2 separate regions of the Mus musculus genome follow, and region 2 is linked to region 1. Evidence: chromatin loops called from intact Hi-C (ENCODE). Cell type or tissue: heart. All regions are shown on one strand.

What was found. Peaks named below come from ENCODE experiments on the same cell type or tissue, not always from the same donor. Only the 100,000 strongest peaks of a DNase experiment are listed, where the experiment ranks them.
Region 2: a loop joins it to region 1, with 2.1 times the contacts of the local background. A loop is called at or near these places in 7 of 42 quality-filtered maps.

What each region holds. Positions count from the first base shown.
Region 1 is chr17:5,318,750-5,326,749 of GRCm38, reverse strand. Arid1b (AT rich interactive domain 1B (SWI-like)) reads right to left here. Exons shown (of 20, transcript NM_001085355.1): 12 at 7,900-8,000; 13 at 5,273-5,477. Among named protein-coding and RNA genes, the nearest start is that of Gm29050, 89 kb to the left of the region's middle. In heart, a CTCF peak has its summit at 4,957 (motif pointing right); a DNase peak (open chromatin) is centred at 2,179; H3K27ac peaks cover 1,608 bases.
Region 2 is chr17:5,247,916-5,255,915 of GRCm38, reverse strand. The region is part of intron 5 of Arid1b (AT rich interactive domain 1B (SWI-like)); the gene reads right to left. Among named protein-coding and RNA genes, the nearest start is that of Gm34854, 28 kb to the right of the region's middle. In heart, CTCF peaks have their summits at 3,065 and 3,287 (motif pointing left); DNase peaks (open chromatin) are centred at 6,405, 6,795 and 7,985; H3K27ac peaks cover 1,907 bases.

The DNA of each region.
Region 1 (8,000 bases):
ACAATTCTGGTGTTTGAGGTTGGTGGGCTGTAATCTGGGGCTTCAGAACGCGGGTTCTTCAGTAGTGGGAATGTCTGCAGCTGAAAAGTGCTTACAACCGTTAACAGGGCACCTTACAGTATTTTAATATCTCTTCAACAACTGGACATCTATGCTTGATCGTTAAAAACACTGTCACTTGAGCTGTGACTCGGATTTGTTATTCCACTGACTTGCAGGTCTCTGATGCTGTTGTCAGAATTCCGGGACTCAGGCTCAGCCAGGATGACTTCAGAATAACAGCACTCAGACAGGAGCCCCTTTCCAAGCTCACACGGGATAAACTAACCTTGCTTTATAGGGAAACCAAAGTATTCCAAGAGCTCCTGCTTTATCATCTATCACAGTCTTTAGCATGTTAGATACTCAACAGATAGATGTTCGTTCCACGTATTGATTAGACAGGAGCATGCTGGATGAATCTGTGTCCGATGATCTGGGCTCTTTTCAACAGGTGAACTTAGAGCAGCAAACTGACACAGCTCACACAGCCCCATGTGCTGGCACCTGCAACAACTATCTGGGACTGTGAACTCTGCAGACCGCTAGCTTAGGAAACATCTCCTGCTTTCCTCTCTCTTTCTCTCTCTCTCTCTCTCTCTCTCTCTCTCTCTCTCTCTCTCTCTCTCTCTCTCTCTCTCTCTCTGTGGTCCCTCCTCACCCCATGTTTTTTTTACATCAGAGAATATGTTGGTTAAGCAAGTTCCAAACCATTACTTAATGAAGGGATCAGAAATGGGAAAGGTGCATGTCAGTAAAGAAACTATCCATCCACAGGAACTCTGTGATATCGTCCAAGTTTTTATTGTAGATATAAGAGTGCAGCCAGAGGCATCTGGAAGAGTCCAGAGCAGGGAGAGAAAGTAGACTGAGCATGGCCAGCAGAGCGGACCTGGCCAGGGCTATCTGTGAGAAAGGAGAACAGCAAGAGATAGAGACTAGAGCGAGCAAGGTGAGACTAGCCAGGGCAGAGAAAACCTTGCCATTATAGAAAGAACAACTGTGTGTAGGCAGAGGGAACCCGGGAAGACAGCATGCTAGCAGCGTGCTAGTGTGGACTTTGAAATGTAGAACAGGTACTTGGGATATTGAGGGAGCCAGAGGCCTGCCTGTGCTTTGATATGTAACAAAGGTAGCCATTTGTCCTTCTGCTAGAGGTAAGGGAAATGGTTCCTTCTGTTAGATGGGGACCAGTTTCATAAGTTCTTGAAGAAGGCTGGCTTTTATATAACCGCCAGACATCATACAGTCTAGCTTGAGCTCATTTCTGGATATATGGATGTCTTTTGGAGTACAGGGAACTGGGGCTTTTTTCTTTGGACCTGACAACTTGTCCTTAGAAAGCACTAGCTATGTACAAGTGTTGTCTGTCAGACAGGGGCCCTGTGGCCTGAGTGGTGGCCCACTGTGTTCATGAAGCTCAGGGAGACTTAGGGATGGCTTCAGGCAGCTAACAGACACTTAGAACTCTGGAAATGTGCATGAAGAAGGAAAACCACAGTGAGGGAGGAAGGGGTGTCCTGTAGCACTCTAATCCATCTTCCCCATCAACCCCCTACTGCAGAGGAGGAGAAATAACTTGTTTCTGTGTCAGGCTGACTTTCCTTGGAAATGTGGCTATTAGGCTGCTGTGATTTTAGAATGACCGTTACTTAGAAAGAATTCACAGTTATAGAGAGTAAAATAAATAAATAAATAAATAAATAAAGGAAAGCTCCTTTCTTGTTAGTGTTTTTCCTTTCCTTTTAAGAAAAAAAAAAAAAAAAAAAAAGCCTGAATCCACCTTCTTGCCACTCCATTAGCAGAGGAGGCTGGCTTACTCTCTAGGAGATCCCTACCTTTTGCCAGAAGCTATGAATGTATACTCTAAAGTAAACAATGGAAAGGTTACTGGAGGTTAAGCACATTCACACTTCAGACAGGAACAGCCAGGGCTCCCGGCTGGGAAGATAATTTACACAGCATGAACTTGGTGCCCTAGTGCCAAAGGGAGGGGTGTGTGTGTGTGTGTGTGTGTGGTGGGGGTTGGGGGGGGGGAGAACAGCCCATGTGACCCAGGTCTGGTGTCTGGAGGTCAACTGGAGGGCAGCTTTGCTTATACAGCAGCCCGTTCTCATTTATCTTCCTCTGAGGATTCCCTAGTTGGAAGCGAGACAGGTTTTGTGACATCACTTGTCAGCTAATAATAAAAATGCAGCCAGCCACCTGCCAGCAAAGATGGATGGGTTTTAGGTTACAAACTTACAAGCTGAGTGGAGTTCCCTTGTCTGTGCCTGCCCCCCTCCTCGGTGCCATTTCCCCAAGTCTGCTGGGGACAAGTGCTGTTGACTGGACTTCTCCACTAACTTGGGGAGGTTGAGGGTTAGGGTCGCATGGAACCCAGGGACGCAGACTGCGTGCTAACGCCCTGGCAGAGGTCATGAGGCGCAGCTGTCTGCAGAGTGCCTGCCTCTATGGCGTAGCTGTAGAGATGAAGTGAGACAAGCCTCCAAGGCCTGACTGAACTCAACTTTAGATTCATAAAGCCACAGCAAACCCAGACAGGCTGGAAATACAAAACAAACAAAAAACCAAAAAAACCCTCCCAGAACAAAGACACAAGATATAGGAACACATTCATTGGAAATCTTTTGGTTTAGTTTGCCTTGTTAAGAAAGGTTTAACTGAAAGTTAGCTTTACAAGTTGTATGTTAAAAGAGACCAAGAAAACATCTTGGCACAGGAATAGCTCTTTTCAACAATTGCAAGGAAGGGCAAGGGGCCAGGGAGGCTCTGATGCATAAGCCTGGCTATGGGCTGCAGGCTGCTGCTGCTGTTTCTGCCCCGTGGATGGGCTGTGTGGCCCAGCATACACCACATGGTGTCTCTGGAGTGGACACTGACTGCACAGGCAGCATCAGGAAGCTTTGCTCCTACTGTCCCCAGGTCACAGCAGGACCTTGCTACATCTGGACCAAGATGGGTCGATCAAGTCCAGTTCCTCTGTGCAGGTAAAATGATAATGTTGCCGCTATAAGGGTAGCTGTCCTAAACTGGGGAAAGGAAAGTGCTGGCTGCTCGGAGAGCAGGCCTCCACTTTCTGCAGGACCTGTACCCCAGCAGGGCTTCCTGTTCTGAGCCTCAGGCATGCTGGGAGCGCTATTCTCCACACACAAGTGCAAGCCATTCAGGGACACAGGCTCTTTCCTGACAAATAAACGTATCTTTAGATCTTTGCAGACACCACTGCTTTGGACCCTGCACCCCACTGGGGTGTTATTTTGGAAGAACAGTTCAGGGCTGTTCACAGACCAATTCTTTAAGTCTGTGAGCTGAATGTAATGTGTGGTTTTTAAAATCAGCCTGTCCCGTGCTCAGGTATGTCCTGAGTGGTCAATGTTTGGGGTCATTAAGGGTGAGGCTGCCGAGGAGGGTTTCCTTCTTAGAACTGGACCTCCGTCTAAGGATGGGCAGGGCAGTGCATGGCTGGCTGCTCGTTGATGCTGACTGGCACCAGAGAATCAATTACAAGGGAACAGAGTTCTTTCTCTAGATTCTGATGTAAACACTGGGCCTGCTTCAAAGGCATTTCCTTCTAGGCTAAGGCATCGAGTGAGTTTGTGTCCAACATATGATCAAAAAGCCCCAAACAGGGTTCCTGCAGTATCATGGGGTAGCTTTGGGGTCCTAAGAGCTTATCTACCTTCACTGTCTTGGGGACATCAATACTGCACCTGCACCAGGGCTCATGGGAACCTTACGGACTGAGAAGTAAATGTAGCCGCCCCCAGCCTTGAAGCAGGCTGATTCAGACTTTGCTGCCTCTAAAAAATGAGATCACCTGGGGTGCAGCCTTCCAACTGAGATGGCTATATTGTTATGTCAACTACCGCTGCCCAACTCTGAGACTCTGCTACCTGCTGAGAGACCCTTGAGACATTCTGGAGACACATCCTATCCTGCCCATCGCCTACAGGCTGGCTTCAGGCACCAAGAATGGATTGGCGGGGATGGGCCTCCCCCGCCCCCCTTTTATAAGCACATTGTCTTAGTAAACTCGAGGGCCTTGATCAGAGAAAACTTGTCTTGGCTTCATTCTTTCCTCGCCGTCTAGTCTCTCTCTTTCAGCCCCAGCCTGCCTTCCAGGAATACCTGGTTCAGGCAGGCCGTGGTACTACAGATTGGTGCTCAAACAGGGACCTGGAAAGGGCGGGAAAACACCGAGGGACCGCTGTCTTGCGTGGAGCGCCACGAGAAGGGAAGAATCAGAAGATCGTATCGGGCACAGTGAGCAACAGGTATTTATGCCAGCGCTGGTTTTAAACTTCATTTTTTAAAGTGTTGCTGGAGGTGTGATAGGACACGGGCTGTGCTGGAACAGTGCAGTAAACAGGAGACTCCTAGCATACTGCATTTGCTCAACAAACATGGGCTTTCAGTTAGCCTCAGAACAGGAGCAGTGACTGCTGAGTGTGCGCAGGCCCCACCTTACACAGCAGCGGCAGGGTGCCACCAATGCTGCAGGGAACTAGCCTTAAGTGGGATCTGTGATGACCAGTGACCAGCAACCAGAAATGGGGGGCGGGGTGTTACCTGAGTGAGGCCACCATGCAGAACCGGGCAGGGGGCTGATTTCCCTGTCTCTAACACTGGATTTGCCAGCTTACAGCATGTGGTAATCTCACACTTCAAAGTCTAAGGGCGGGGGTGTGGGGTGTGGGAGGAATGCCAGAAGATAGAGTGACCTTATCCACTGTGTGGGTGCAGGGGCAGGAAGGAGCTGCCTGTACACCTGGTCCCCATGATGCACCCGACAGCCTTTGCCTCAGCACTGGCGGGGATTCCCTTCGGGTGACAGCAGAACCTGAGTCCAGATTTTATTTTTCAAAGTACAAACTGGAGTGGCCCAGACAGAAGAGGTAGTGCAAGCCAGTCACTGGGCCTGAAGGTGGCGCCACCCAGACTGTGAAATACCAGAGTGGGTTCATGAAGGTGTTTACTCCATCCAGAGAGATGGCTATTCTTAAATCCTTGTGTTACACACAGAGGTATGTGGCTCAGGACTCTAAGTCTACTCTGATGAGATGATGGGAGGCACGGTCTGACAGGCAGGGCAGCACCACACCCTGCAGCACTCTGTCCTTCTCTGAGGGCCTGAGCTCTGCTGGGGGTGGGTCCTCTCCTGGCTCTGGAGCTCTGGCTCAGCCTGGTCCCAGGCCCACTCTGCTGGGCCCAGCTGGAGCACTGCTCTTACCAGGAGATGGCGGCTGGAGCTTTGGCTGCTTCTTCGAATCCCCGGTGCTGAAGACTTCAGGTGGGGGCTCCTCCCCGCGCTCAGTTTTGCACTCAAAGGCGAACAGGTACTGAATATACTGCTTTTTCAGAGAGCTGGCTGCGCTGCTGGAAGTGCCAACGTTCAGGTTGGTTGCCAGCTCACGCCACTTCTTGTTTTTATTAACCTAGCAAAAAAATGGGCAGGATGGTTGGTTCGTGGCAAAGTGGCTTGTTTAAAGCCTGGAGACAAACAAGCACTTAATGTCTTGGCTTACTTTTTTCATTTGCTTCTTTTAACTAATGCTCATCACTCCCACTCAGCAGCACACAGACAGCATTTACAGCCATAAAACCATTAAGGAACCTGCTGATGGTTACATAAAAGCCCACTTGCTGGGGTCTCTGCCTGCTACGGCTCCTATAGACTTGAATAAGAGCTTCCAGATTTCTGAGCCCCCGATGAATGGAGAACCCAACACACACACACACACACACACACACACACACACACACACTCTCTCTCTCTCTCTCTCTCTCTCTCTCTCTCTCTCTCTCTCTCTCTCACACCCCTAATCTTTAAAAGAAAAGTGTGCCTTAACTATAATAACGGCACCATTCTTACATGAAAAAGTAATGCTTCCTCCCACCAGCCAGAGTGTGAGCCTGTGACTCGGGATACAGTCTCCCACAAGGCTTTCACTGAGGCTCCTTGTGGGCTGAGCACACAAGTGCTTACTTCTCCCTGGCTGGAGTGTCGGCCAGCAGCTGAGTGGTTTGTGTGTGTCCTACAGGGTTTCCATCAGCCTTCCAAGAGAAGGTGTGTATGTGTGTGTGAGTGCGCGCGCGAGCGTTCATGGAAGGGCACAGGTACATAGATGCATTGCTTCAACTTTCTCATTCCAACTTGGAATGGGAAGTAAGAACTTAAAGTCATGAATGAAACATGAACACACAAATAACTCAGGGAAGAAGGAAGCTTGTGTCTTTGGACAGGTACTATGTTGAGTAGCTTGCAATGGTCATGAATTAATGAATTTATGGATCTAAACTTTGGCACAAGGCTCTTTACATCCATTTACGTAGTACTAAATAGTCACAACAATAAACACACTGCTGGATTGCTCTGGGAAATACATCTTTCAGCACTTAACGAAAGTGGGTGCAAACAGCAGGTCACAGCTGCTTCAGAGATGGCCAACCAGAGTGCTAGGATATGACCTTGTTGGTGTGGGACAGCATTGGTGGTGTCCCCTGGGTGTGCACTGGCTAAGCTGCAGAGTTGCTTGTGTGCAGCCGTAATCTGCTTAAATACACTGGCGTGACTCAGGGAGCCAGACCAGAGCCACACACACCACAGCCACACATGCCACCTGATGCCTGGATTCTAGTGCTTTAGTCTTGGAGATTTGCATTAGAGTCCAGCCTAGGAGAGCTAAGCAGAGTGGGAGAGGCAGAGGCATAGGGAGACAGGGGAGAGGTGCTCTACCCAGCACATGTTGAGATTCCGAAGAGCTAGACCCGAGTTCTAGTGGATCTAGTTATAGGCCTCAGTCCTGTGGGGGGCAGGCACCTAAAGGGTCCAGACACTAGTGAAGGTCTGCCCTGCACCCCAGAACCCCAGAGACATAGGGTGACAGGTTGCTTTGGTGGGGTGTTTGTTGTCTCATTCCATCTGCCTATTAGGCTTCTGGGGACCCAGCCAGCGTCACAGAATTGATCTAGGGTGGGGACCTGGAGTCTTTAGAGTCCACAGGAGATCCCCAGTCATGGCAGGAGCTTACCCGCCACACACTCGGGTGGGGACATTATTGTAATTTATTTAGTTATACACGAGCTTCCTCATCAATTCCCAAGGTTAGTGACCTGTGCCTTGTGAGTACACCCAGATAAAGGCCATGGTGAGATGAGGTACACCCCTACTTCAACCAGACCCCTCAGCAAAAATAATGGGGTGAACAAAGTGGAGTGTCAGGGATACAGGGGTTTAGGGGAACATTCTGACACAACAAGCAATGGTGGGCTTTTGCACAGACAAAAGGTGAGCCTCACCTTGAACTCTATTCCTGGGTGTGTGGCCTGCTCACCCAGTAAGCCCTGGGGGTTACTGTAGCTATCCAGGAGCTGTAAGCATGGCTTTATTCTTACAGCTGAATTGCCCTTTCTGCTTTCTTTTGAGGCAGGGTCTCACATAGCTGCAGCTGTCTTTGAATTCCTGATCTTTCTGTTTCTTCCTCCCAACTATGGAATTATAGGCAAGTCCCACTATGTGCAGTTTGAATTTATAAGTTGCTCTGGATATAGAAATATAGTGATTGTATCTGATTTGTGATTTGATTTGTATCTGATCTATGACGAATTTAGTCATTTGTAACCAGAGAATCTTAGAGCTGCCTGGGAAAAAGGTCTGCTGGTCTAGGACGGATGAGGGAATTGAGGCCACAGGAGTGGGTAGCAGAGTCAGGAACTGTAGCTCCCTCCGAGCACTACAGAGTCTTAGGAGGGGGACCAGCCTACAGGCTTAGAAAAGTCAGAGGCCAAACACAACATCCCGAACCGAGCAGTGCGCCCAAAGGCCTGCCTGCAGCACTCCGCCCGACGGAGGCTCACCTGCGCCAAACCTCCAATCTCCTTGACGCAGACATACAGTCGGAACAGGTCCAGGGGCTTCTTGCCCACTGCTGGCAGACTGGACACCGGGGAGCCCCTCT
Region 2 (8,000 bases), 71 kb after region 1:
GTAGCCACTGAAGACAAGGCAACCATGGAGGCAGGGCTCTCGGCTTCCTCAGCTCACACCCAGTGTGATGGCTTCAACAGGAGGTGGGAGAGTGGGACAGGAGGGCACAACAGGGGCCATGTCTATCTTGGGGAGTCAGTCTGGGTGTTGAGCAACTGGGTAAGGTCCACCACAGAGCCTGTGGTGCCTGTGGTAACATTCTGTCAGAACACATCCTTTGCGACAGCTTTCAGGCCTGTGGTATGACTCAAAAGTCTGCATGAGAAAAAGTGCATTGGTGGCAGCAGTGGGGACCATGACATAATGCGACTCTCTCTCCCGGGATGACAGTATTCTGATGTCTACCTTAGAGGTAGTAGGTTCCGAATCTGACTCACACACAACCCAGCCATGACACACAGAAGTGTAGCACGCACGCTAACTCTGCTCACAGCCCTGCTTTCTGTAGGATGGGGCGGGGCGGGGGGCACACAGAGCAGGCAGTTTGTATTTCTCTCACCAGGACAAATTAATGAAACAAAACCGAATTTCCCCCTTCTCTTACCCATTCTTATTCCTCTTCAATATTTTTCCTCTTCCTAAGATTCCTTTCTTTTTGTTTGAGAAGCTTATATTTGGCTGCCTTGTGAGGAAACGGGTATAGTGACAGATGAAAGACTTGTATTCATCGTGTAATTCAGAATAAGGGGGAAATCGACTGCTGTGCATTTAAGATTCGAACAACCTTGCAATTTTGTATAGTCATTTTCCCCACCCGTTCTTTTGAAGAAATCTGCCTTTATTCTGCTAATAACTAACCGCCACGGCAGCAGCATGGATCCGATTAGCAGTTCTTATGATACAAAGGGGACAAGGGAAAAAAAAAGCTGTGAATGGGGTTGCCAATTTGTCTACCTGGACCCCCAGGGGAAAGATTAGTTGAGTGCTGCCTGCTCCTCTCTTCCCCATGCAGGCCAAAGGCAGGGCTCCTGCAGGACAAAGGCAGGGCTGCAGGGCTGTAGGGCTGTAGGGCTGTAGGGCTGCAGGGCTGCAGGGCTGAAGGGCTGCAGGGCTGCAGGGCTGCAGGGCTGTAGGGCCAGGTCCCCTCTTTCTTCAATCAGAGTTGTGCTCACTCCCCCCTTCCTTGTCACACCCTCAGTCTGGGTTCCAACATGGTTGACAATGCTACTCATAAACAGGAGCAGCTATGAAGATGCCCTGTGGGAGGGCTGGGCTTGCCTTCTGCGGTACTGGTCAGCTTAAAGCCCAGACACTGTAAAAGGAGGTGTAGGGGCCCTGCAGGCACAAGAGGCCATGCTTTAACACAACACCCAGTCATTAGGCATGGTGACACTACTCCTGGATGCATGCGACAGGTGGCAGGATAAGCTGTACTGTTTAAGAGCACTAGATTTTCAGCTCAGAAACCAACATTTAAACACTGGTATCTGGGTGGAAAAGATGGCACTTGCCATGTGAGCCTGGTGGCCCGAGTGGGTTCAGCAAGAAGGGACTTCATACGTTATCCTCTGACCCCCACATATGTGCTACACAGGTCCTCTGCATACATACACATATTATTATTACTAAAAACTAGTTTCTATTCTACTAAATGTAGAGTTAATGTCTGTTAAATATCTGATTAATCAATTTATACGTGAAATTAACCTGGTTTCTGAAAGTTTTAAAAATTTATTGTATTTGAAACTACACTAGCAGTTTATTCTTGTGGTAAAACTTAAAACTTCTGTATGTTTGACTTTAAACTATATTGACTGATTAACAGGCCAATTTTGTGGTATGTGTGCATGTGTATGTGTGTGCATGTGCAGACTAGAGGCTGACTTGGTCTTTCCCACTTATTATTGTAGACAGGGTCTTTCCCTGAAGGCAAGCATGCTGATGGGGCTACGTTGGCTGGTCAGCCAGCTCCAGGGCTCCGCTGGTCTCTGGCTCCTCAGCAGGAATCACAGATGTGTGCCACCAAATTTGGGTTGTGACATGGGTGGCTATGGATACAAACTTCATGGTTATGGGATGCTGAGGTGACTACGCTATTTCTTTCCTTTTGTGCAGGGTCTCATGTGGTCCAGGCTGGCCTTCACCTTCCCATGGAGCTGAGGTTTAATCCCAAGGGCTGGGTCTTCAAGCATGCGCTCTCACGCTTTGCTTGTGTGGTGCCAGAAACTGAACCCAGGGCTTACACCTTCCAAGAAGACACCAACCTACATCCCAGCTCCAAAACCTCTGAAAAGTAAAAGCTAACGCGCTGTACTGCTCTGGGAAACTCACCAGCAAGGCCGAAATCCCCAAGACCTGGGGGTCTACCTACCACCACTGCTCACATTTAGATGTAATAACATCTGAGTGAGGTCTCCATTCAGTGTCACATATATGCATGCAGTGCTTCAGTCAATGGCTTTTGAAGAGAAGGATGCACAGTGAAACCTAGGGCAGTGTGCAGCTAAACCCTGAACCAGTCCAGTCCAGTGAGGGGGACGTTGTGGGGGGCAAGCTGGCTCAGTTCAGAGTGTGTGTGTGTGTGTGTGTGTGAGTGTGTGTGTGTGTGTGTGTGTGTGTGTGTGTGTGAGTGTGTGTGTGTGTGTGTGTGTGTGTGTGTGTGTGTGTGGTGGTTCTACGAGTGCTGAGCTGGCTCAGTCCAGTTCCACCTAGCACGGCGGGGTGTGGAACAAGCACTGTGCTCTTGTGCACACAGCTCTTCAGAACTTGTGTCCAGGTTACCTGGAGCCTCTGGGACAACTGGAGGTTGCATGACAGAGACCACTAGGACACAGAGGGGAGGAGCCACATTCTGAGCCACAGCTTCACATACGCACCAGGCTTACTTTAGATTTTAGCTAGGTAGTTATCAAGCACACTTTTCAAATATCTAGAGCGTATTAATTACCCGTTGTCGAGATAGGGATTCAGTCAGCAGCTACTATTGTGCTATGAATGCTAATGCATCTCTGTGAAGGCTCAGAACCAGGCAGAGGCCTTCAGACTCAAAGACTTGGCTTAGATCTACAAGTTGAGAACTATGGTTTTAGGTGCTGTTCTTAAGCACAAAGATAACAGACTGATCTATCCCCTTTGAGTCTCTCTGAGGAGGGGAGGAAAAGGCCAGTGAGAGACAACCCACCAAGCCACAGCTCAGGATGAAAGCTAGTCCTGGAATAACCTCAGAGTTGTCTTTTCTTAGACTCCTTTTTCTTTTTCCTTTTCTTTCTTTTTCTTTTTCTTTGTCCCCTTTCAGAATTGGCATGCTTGCACTTGGTCAACATCTACTGGGCGCCCTCTCCTGGCCAGGCACGGTTCTCCACCCTTGATGTAACGGGAAGCTGCACTTAACAAGAAAAGGACTCAGTTGGACCTTGAGGGGTAGGATGGATAATATAGAGTAAGCACAGGGTAGTTGACTTCAGCTGTGTGGGCAAAGGGCTTGCCCAGAGTCATAATACTACAGGAATGCAAATCTGTTCCATGACTGTCTCTAAGGGAAAAAACATAGGAGAGGAGGGGACAAGACAGAGCAACACGCTGAGGACTGAGGTGCAGCTCTCTACAAATGACAGTTTTGTGTTTAAAAAAAAAAATCAAAAGAACTTGTCATAATCGTGTGTGTGTGTGTGTGTGTGTGTGTGTGTGTGTGTGTGTGTGTGTGTAATGGATTCACGGTGATGGTCGTGAAGATGGGGACAGCACCAGTGACCTCAGGCCTGAGATTGTAACTCCTCTTGTATTTTTTTCACTGTGGCAGCACTACCAACAGAGTTCATAACCTAGCTCTAGAAAGGCCAGGAAACCAAATACAAACCTGGCAACTACAAAGACTGCCTGGGGTGGTTCTCTACCCCATGCTTCTCAGTGATGACTAACTAACAGTCACCTAGACACAAGCAATGGCCCTCATGAGGGACAGTGAGGACAGCACACTGGCTGACTGGAGGCTCGGGGTAGCCAGAGCCACTACCTCCTAAGTGAGGGTGGGGCCAGCAATCCATGCTGCCCCTGGAATGCTCAGAAGGCTAGACACCTCTAGCTTCAAACCCAGAGTTCTCTCTCACATCTGCACTGAAATGCAGCCCCAGTATCCAAACTTTCACACCTAACTTGGCTAAAATAAACAAATCAACCAAAACAAACCCTCCCTCTGAATGGTTAGGCAGAATTACTAAGGAGGGTCACAGAAACAGGGTCAGCCCAAACGCTTCCCTTCCACCTCCGCTGTGCCCCTTCCTCTTCTAAGCACAGACACTGCTCTCTAATTTCTTCACCCCTCCTCCTCCACACAACCCTGTGTGCCCACTGCGACCACCCTTCCCTAATATCTGAAGAGGACACTGAACCTTATATATTAACTATATTTTTTTACATACATAAATGTCTCTGGTAAAGTTTCCTATTTATTAGGCATAGTAAAGGATCACCAATAATAATGTAACAAAATAATTATAATGTGCCTGCTTTATTGATTGAGGTAGGGCCTTCCAATCAAAGTCTATAGCTAGCTTGCTCTGAAGATCCCCCGTATCTGGGTCTGGGGATCTGAACTCCAGTCTGAATGGTTAACTGTCAAAATGTCCCCCAGACCAAGAGCACACTTATTCATGAACTTCATGTTTTTCCCATACTCTCCGCGTGCAGGCCCAGTGCACTTCCCTATGGTCCTAGAAACATGTCCACAGTCTGCTCTGTGGAATGAATGAGGCAAGTGGTGATAAAGGAAGGCAGGGAGGCCGTGGGCAGCCGGGCTGCCGGGCCTGGCACAGGACACACCTGAAGCAGCAGCATCTGAAGTGCAACAGAAGCCCCCATGCAGCACTGTACTGGCAGCCTTCACAAGGTCACACCCTGGCATTCTGCAATGTGCATTTAAAGCAGTTTGCAAGTACAAATCCTGGTGTCACTTTCTGTTTGGAAGAGAGAATGTCAACACTAACAATCCCCGGGTATACCATTTATAAACATGCAGATGTGAATTATTAAAGATTAATGCCTTTCAGGATTGGTGTCGGCATTCCGTTTGTCTCGTGCCGAAATCAATTCTGCTCTTCATTAGTCAATGACAACCCACATCATCCCGTCGTGGAAGAGAAATCAAAGGTGCACGTGTGTGAATGAGAGTAACTGATGAAACTGATTAGTACTAGGCTTAACGGCTATAATCAATCAACACATCAGAGTCCTCAGCTTCAGCGGAGCAGGAGACAGGGAAGTAGAAGGAACGCTCGCTCCTTCGGGACCAATGGCCTGCTCCTTTAGAACACTCACACGGAAGAGCTAAGAACACACCAGCTCTAGACACTATTCATTTAGCCACCATTTCCCGAAATGTAGCCAAATGGATTCGGACACTCTCCTCGTCTCTGCTTCCATTAGCTCATAAAAGCACTGTACCCCTCACGTCTCGAGTCCTCAGTACAGCAGGTCAATGCCTCCCCTTCCACAGAGGCAGTATGCTGCTGCGTGCACGGCTGCAGCGGTGACAGTCCACAGAGGCAGTATGCTGCTGCGTGCACGGCTGCAGCGGTGACAGTCCACAGAGGCAGTATGCTGCTGCGTGCACGGCTGCAGCGGTGACAGTCCACAGAGGCAGTATGCTGCTGCGTGCACGGCTGCAGTGGTGACAGTCCACAGAGGCAGTATGCTGCTGCGTGCACGGCTGCAGCGGTGACAGTCCACAAGCTCCAGAAATGAGCAAGGTGTGTGACTCTCACTACAGCAGATAACTGCAGTGAAGAAGAACACACAGACACAGGCACAAGCAGACATGGGGGAGGAGGGTGGTGAAGCACGAGGCTGCTAGCGGCTTGGGAGGGATCCGAGAGGGGAAGAAAGGTCAGGTGGAAATGAGCAGAAGCTCTTGTGTCTTCCTGGTCGCTGAATGTGGAGGAAGAGGAAGAAACAAAGCTTAAGTTCAAATGTGGTAGAAGAAGAGAAGACGTGCTCCTTTGGAAGAGAAGCCACCACATTCATCTGGTGAATGCCAGACAGACCGGGTCTAGTGAGCTCTTTCATACTGCGGTGGAGCTTGGCATGAAGGGTTACAGGCTGCTAAGGAGAGGCTGAACAGTGCCCTTTCCCTCACCAAGCTCTTCGAGCTGCACACCGTCTCTCAAAACCAGAAGCCCTGCCTGTCTCCCTCACTGCTGCTAAGCATCATTTGGAAAGGATAGGAAATTATTGCTTTGTTTAACACACAAATATTTTACATTGTAAGGGGAAAAACACTGGCTAAGTTTTCTGAGTTTGTAGAAATGCTGAATTCATGTTTTCTGTGTAACCACAGATTAGAAACATGGATATATCAATGACACTGTGTGTTTCTTTTTTTTTTCTTTTGCTTGCTCAGTTTGCCAATAAGCAGCATGCATCCCCCTTGGAACAAGCTGTCACGGAATTTCTACCTCCAGAGAAGCCAAAACGGAGCACGTGATAGATGCTGAGACGTGAGCTCAGCAGGGAGGGCAGTGGTGCTGTCCCTGCAGCGCATGCGTGGCAATGATGTCCCTGCAGCAGTGTGCGTGGCCTATGCTGGCAATGCCGAGAGAAAGCCGGCAGGAAATGTTTACACACAGAAACAAACCTGTAATATACCCTGAGTCTTATTAAGGGTAAATTAAACCACGGAAAATATATTTACTGGGATGGATGGGCTTGGGCTGAGGCTTGAAAGATTTAAAAAGCTAGGCAGAACGGATTAAACAAAAGAGAGACATGTTTTGCACACTCTGTGGTTCATGTTACAGGCACTAATCTTGACAAACGACATCAGGAACCTTTATCGTTTCCTCTCACTAACGCCCTTCCTGCTCGCTCTGGCCCACGACCAGCTTCTCACTGCCATCCATCTTTCTCTTCCCCCGGTTAGCATCCTTTCTGAATCTGCTGTGTGAATGTCAAATTAAGAAAACTTGTCTTTTGCCTAGAATATTTTCTTGTTTTTATCTGCAGCTCTGGAAGCCCACCTGGGTGCCATTTCATATCGTGCTAAGGAGGGGCTGGGGCTGTTTAACTATCACAGCATGTGCATTTGTTGTCTGAGGGCACGTTAGATGAACAACTCATTCTCCAGGAGCTGGGGCGACAGACTCTGGAATGAGCTGAACTCTAGAGAACTGGAGTTCATCTAGCACAGGCCAGCTCTGGCCAAGCTTCCTTTGGAAGTTCTATCCTGGCAAACTTTTGCAAAGCACAGAAACTAGAGGCCTTTGTCAGGCAGCGGTATGCCAGTCACCTCCTGGACAGAGGACAGGTGTGTGTGTGTGTGTGTGTGTGTGTGTGTGTGTGTGTGTGTGTGTGAGAGAGGGGGGGGGGGAGAGAGGAGAGCGAGCGAGCAGGAGCACAGCAGAGGGAAGCAGGGCTTACCGTGGAGAAAGGAATGCACAGAGAGAGGCAGAGGACAGCTCTCAAGGACTGATCACAGGGTCCTCCTCACTAGGCTCTTCTGTCAAGCTCACTGGACTCCTGACCTACCTCACAAAGCCCTCATTCTCATCTGGCCAGCAGTTAGAGGGGAAAATGGGTGAGCCACCTCCATCAGGTAAGCACATAGCAATGCTTATACAACCTAAAACCAAGCAACACAAAGAAAACAAAACCAGGAGCCTTACAACTCTGTCCTTTCTGCTCTCATGGGTAGGAAGATCTACCTTGGATTAATCTTCCTATAATAAAAACCAGCACCACACAGGAACGGCCAGGAAGCCATGTCCCTTTGGTGAGGCACTCATGTGAATATTTACGTTTATGTTATTTGTTCTAACCTATCAGTGGTCATCTACAGATAGATTAGAGTGACTTAACTTCACACACAGCAGGCCAGTGACAAAGAACCAAAAATAGCCATAAGCAGGACCCCGAAGTTCATGCCCTTATACGTCATTAACAAAGCCAAAGAAGCAGCACGAGCAATCAAAGGGCCAGAAGCGTCCATCGGGCCAGGACCCGCCCCGCCTGCCACCTGCCCTGCACAGCCACGCTCCCCGTCTTCAACCTTGGCTGCGCGTACAGCATGG